Linked DNA regions of Homo sapiens: region 2 is linked to region 1. A link is an interaction called in ENCODE POLR2A ChIA-PET data of the cell type or tissue named here. Cell type or tissue: Caco-2. All regions are shown on one strand.

The links. Peaks named below come from ENCODE experiments on the same cell type or tissue, not always from the same donor. Only the 100,000 strongest peaks of a DNase experiment are listed, where the experiment ranks them.
Region 2: POLR2A ChIA-PET joins it to region 1 with 19 read pairs; 6 of 35 experiments call an interaction of 5 or more read pairs at or near these places.

The regions. Positions count from the first base shown.
Region 1 is chrX:20,360,518-20,363,017 of GRCh38, reverse strand. No RefSeq gene overlaps it. Among named protein-coding and RNA genes, the nearest start is that of RPS6KA3, 95 kb to the right of the region's middle. In Caco-2, no CTCF peak of the experiment used is centred here; DNase peaks (open chromatin) are centred at 197, 517 and 1,017; H3K4me3 peaks cover 1,207 bases.
Region 2 is chrX:20,133,837-20,136,336 of GRCh38, reverse strand. It overlaps EIF1AX (eukaryotic translation initiation factor 1A X-linked), which reads left to right. Exons shown (of 7, transcript NM_001412.4): 3 at 496-599; 4 at 2,330-2,380. It also overlaps SCARNA9L. Among named protein-coding and RNA genes, the nearest start is that of EIF1AX-AS1, 4.9 kb to the left of the region's middle. In Caco-2, no CTCF peak of the experiment used is centred here; no DNase peak of the experiment used is centred here.

The DNA.
Region 1 (2,500 bases):
AAACAAGGAAGTTCTCTTGATATTTATGTATTTATTTTGCTAGGAAACAAATTGGAATGGAGCCCATATTTCTATTCAGTGTCAATAGAGCTCATAAAGAGACCAGTTTCCCCCTCAGTTTAGGCCTCTTGGTCAAATTTACTCAGCTTGCCAGTCAGCAATTCATCCCACTCACAAGCCCTGGGCTTCTCTAGAGAATAAATAACCTAGGCCTGGAGCTCTGTGACTAATCATGTTTGCCCAGCCCTCACCATTCCTTCATTAAACGGCTTTTAGAATTCAGCTTCCTCCGTCCACCAGTGAGTAACAAATGCAGAGACTCTCCGGCCCAAACTCCATTCTAACATGGCAGCTTCCTCTTCACTCATTCCCAGCAGCATGCGTGTGGGTGTACATATTGTTAACGTGCTGTGTGTTCCTGCTCAGCATTTGCTCAGCTATACAGACACCCTCACCCTCGTATCTGCCCCCATCGGTCCTGTCTGCATTTAGAGGCCAGCCCTCAGTCAACAAGTGCACAGCAAACAGCGCTAGGAGGGATTTTTATGCCCACACAACAATGATGAAACTGCGCGTATGAGGCACCTAGGACAATCAGATTCATAAGGGAAGAAAGTAGAAGAGTGGTTGCCAGAACCTGGGGGAAGCAGGGAAGCGGGGAAGTGGGAGTTGGTGTTTAATGGGTACAGAGTTTCTGTTTGGGAAGGTGACAAAGCTCTCTCTGGAGATAGATGCACAGTGGTGGGTGCACATGAGTGGGAATGTATTTAACTGTATTTGAGTGTGCGCTGGACTGAACACTCAAACATGTAAATGGTAAATTTTATGTTATGCATATTTTATAACAATTTTTAAAAACCCAAATAGATAGAAAGAAAAAATGACAAGGAAAAAGCAGCCCTGTTTCTCTTGCGTAATCCAAGTCCCTTTTATCTAGATGCTGCCTCTTAACATTCCAGATGGGTGAGCTCTTAGATTTTCAGAGTTCCACACCGGGTCAACTGGTGAAAGGGAGCTGGGAAGAACGGGAGAGAAAGGAGACTCAGATGCAGCAGTGCCCATGAGAGCTTGCAGAGAAACTGCATAGAGAAAGCACCAGGCTTCAAAATCCTTGCAGGCTTTTTTTTTTTTTTTTTTTTTTTGCCCCTGGCTTCAGAAGTCCTTGCAAGGCACTTGTTTCTGGACTTTGCCTTGTTTTGGGGTGAGCAGCTTCCTCCCCAACTCCAACCAAGTTGATTCTTGTTATTTGCCCAGCAGCTTCACACACTGCCACCCTGGATAAAAGACAGTTTCTCCCTCTCCCCAACCCTGTCCAGCCCATTGAGACTCCGCCCCAGCTGTGCCTGCCCCTAGCCCAAATATCAGGGAAGACAGATGAGACTGGACAAGTAAATGGCAGCAAGCATCCAACTCTGCATTTTTCTGAGCTTTCTCCCCAATTCCTAAGTAAAATTCCTAAAGTAAAAATGGAATTTTTGCTGGAACAATTTTTAAGTCTAGCAAATCTGCCACATTCCTTAAACGACAGCTGCGGTAAGTGCAGCTACCGGGCTGTTGTGCAACATTCAGCCAATATTGGCACAACCGAGCACATGGATAAAACATGACATGCTTTCTCTGTTTTCCATGTTTTGCCACAAAAATTCTGTTCACAAAAGTCTGTGAGTCTTCAATGTCTGTCATTTCTGTGGGCTCATCTGGAAATTTAGAAAGTGCCCTTTCAGTTAAAATTCCTCCCCTGTCAAGTGATAGCGGTCTCCCCCTTGCCTTAGATAACACATTCCTTTCTCACCTGAACAAATGTTTACTTGCATATACTAAAGCAGCTACAACTACTATTTTTGTTTGGCATTTTCAGGGGATAATATGTAAGGTTGAGGATTTTTTTTAAATCCCGCTTTCCGAGATAACAAAGACCCACTAATCTGCAAAGATCAAATTCTTCCGCTCAATTAACATTTTACAACCTCCCTACTCTGTGGAAACAATTCTAAACAATTTGTACTGGTAACAATTCTAAACAATTTGCAATCTGTTTGAGTAGAAATCGGTAGAAATTAACAGCAAGGTGTTACTTGAAGTGAACTAAAACAACAAAATTTGAATCTCAAATTATAATTTATGCTTTACAGGTCTGACATATCAAAAAGGGAAGGAAAAATTCAGAAAACTACTCATAATGCCACAAGAGTGTCTCTAATTTAATTGCGCTATCCTCAGCAATAGGAAAAACAAAAATTTTCGTTTCTAGGAAATGGATTTTTAAAATATTCAGAGTACCTCCTGCCTTCTTGGAAAAAAAAATTCATTATTCTTTTAGTTAAAGGATTCTAACAAATTGAAAAGAAAACTAGTAAAGAGAGTTGAAAAGCTTTGTCAGATTAAAAACAAAATATCTACTATGCCAAGCCAAAATATTTTTCCAAAGCCAGGTTCTAAGACGTGAATTACATCTTTCAAGACCCCAAAGGATCATTCCAGATTGGATTTCATAAAAATA
Region 2 (2,500 bases), 230 kb after region 1:
TACCTGATGCATGATCTCTACAGTTCTGAGAAGCAGAACTATAAAACAATGTAAAACAATAAGGGCATATGTCTGGTGTGTGTGTGGGGGGTGTGTGTGTGTGTGCACGCACACGTGTTTATAAAGGTAGCAGTTGTAGGAATGAATGAGATTGGGGGTGAGGGGGTGCATATGTATGTCTATGAAAGCCTAATCATTTCTGGGCAATGATGTAAAGGTTTTACGACTGACCTTTGTAACTATGAAGTTTTCTACACTTGACCTGAGCTCAGAAAAAAGAAAGAAAGAAAGAAATGTCATCATAGAGTCTTAGTTCTAGCTCTGCCGTTAACTAACTTGATGTTTATCACTCCCTTATGTTTGTTTATAGTTTTACTATATGTATTTATTCCCAACTGGTGCAACTTTATTCTCTTGACAGTTTTATGTGGACTTTAAGTTGCTGTTATCAAAAGTTGAACAATATTCCATACCCTTTTCCTTTCTCCCCGCTAGAGTATGCTCAGGTAATCAAAATGTTGGGAAATGGACGGCTAGAAGCAATGTGTTTCGATGGTGTAAAGAGGTTATGTCACATCAGAGGAAAATTGAGAAAAAAGGTAGGTGTGATTTGTTTTACTTTAATATAAAATTGGTTAAGGGGGAAAATCCCTCTACAGTTTTTAACTGTCCATGGACTTCATTTTTGGAAATTCCCAAAAGACTTACCTTGGTAAACAGTGATTTACCTATAAGTAAAATAGCAAGGTCTGTAATGGTAATTTTATACAGGTTCTAATGTTAAAGAAGCATTTGTATCACTTGTATTGTATTCCTGCCCAAAAAGTCCAAATTGAGAGACATTCTGCAAAAACAAACGGCCCAGTTTTTTTTTTCCTTGTCTTTTTTTTGATACAGGGTCTCACTCTTATCACCCAGCCTGTAGAGTAGTGGCATGATCTGGGCTCACTGTAACCTCACCCTCATTGGTTCAAGTGATCCTCCCACTTCAGCCTCCCGTGTAGCAGGGGCTACAGGCCTGTGCCACCATGCCTGGCTAATTTCTGTATTTTTTGTAGAGATGGGGTTTCTTCATGTTGCTTAGGCTGGTTTCGAATCCTCAGCTCAAGCAATCAGCCCACCTTGGCCTCCCAAAATGCTGGGATTATAGGCATGAGCCACTGTACCCAGCCAGATGGCCCAGCTCTTAATGCAATGTTACTGTCATGAAAGTTTCAAAAAAAAAAAAAAAAAAAAGCTGGGGTACTATTCTAGTTGCAAGGAGACTTAAAGAGACCTGACAGTTAAATGGAGTAGGTTGCCCTTGTTTGGATTCTGATTTAGGAATTGGACATATAGCTGTAAAGTGTACATTCAGAAAATTTGAATATGAGTTATATAAGCATTGTATTAATGTTGCATCTCTTGAATGTCATCGTGAATGGACTGCCTTGGAAAGTAATGATTAATTCACCATCACAGTAGTTATTCAGGCAGATTTATTAATCAGGTTGACTAAAAGTCCCAACTCTGATTTTGTATTTATTTTTTTTAATTTGGTATGTTAATCCTTCTATTCCCAAACTAAAATCTTTTTTTCTTTTTCTTTCTTTTTTTTTTGAGACAGAGTCTCACTCTGTCATCCAGGCTGGAGTGCAGTGGCACAATCTTGGCTCAGTGCAATCTCCGCCTCCCAGATTCAAGTGTTTCTCCAGCCTCAGCCTCCTGAGTAGCTGGGATTATAGGCATGCGCCACCACGCCTCGCTAATTTTTGTATTTTTAGTAAAGACAAGGTTTTACCATTTTGGCCAGGCTGGTCTTGAACTCCTGACCTCAAGTGACCCGCCGGCCTCGGCCTCCCAAAGTGCTGGGATTATAGGCGTGAGCCACAATGCCAGCCCAAACTAAAATCTCTTAATTTCTTTTCTTTTTTTTTTTCTTTTAAAGAAGTTTATTTATTTGTTTTTTTGAGACGGAGTCTCACTCTGTTGCCCAGGCTGGAGTGCAGTAGCGCAGTCTTGGCTCACTGCAACCTCCGTCTCCCAGGTTCAAGTGATTCTCCAGCCTCAGCCTCCCGAGTAGCTGGGACTACAAGGGCATGCCACCACGCCCAGCTAATTTTTGTATTTTTTAGTAGAGACGGGTTTTTGCCATGTTGGCCAGGATGGTCTCGAACTCCTGACCTCAGGTGATCCGCCCACCTTGGCCTCCCAGAGTGCTGGGATTACAGGCATGAGCCACCGCTCCTGGCCTAAAATCTCTTAATTTCTAAACTAATTGATTGTTACTCTGGAATTTCTTGATTCTTCGTTATTTTAAATGTGACGGGCAGTGACTTTTCTTTTGTAGGTTTGGATAAATACCTCGGACATTATTTTGGTTGGTCTCCGAGACTACCAGGTAAAATTTACATGTAAATTTTTCCTATTTTACTGGCTTGAATTTGATGAGCCATTTCTTAAGAGCCAGTTTTGTTTCAGGCATTGTGCTAGGTATCCCAGGGATTTATGTTTAAATCAA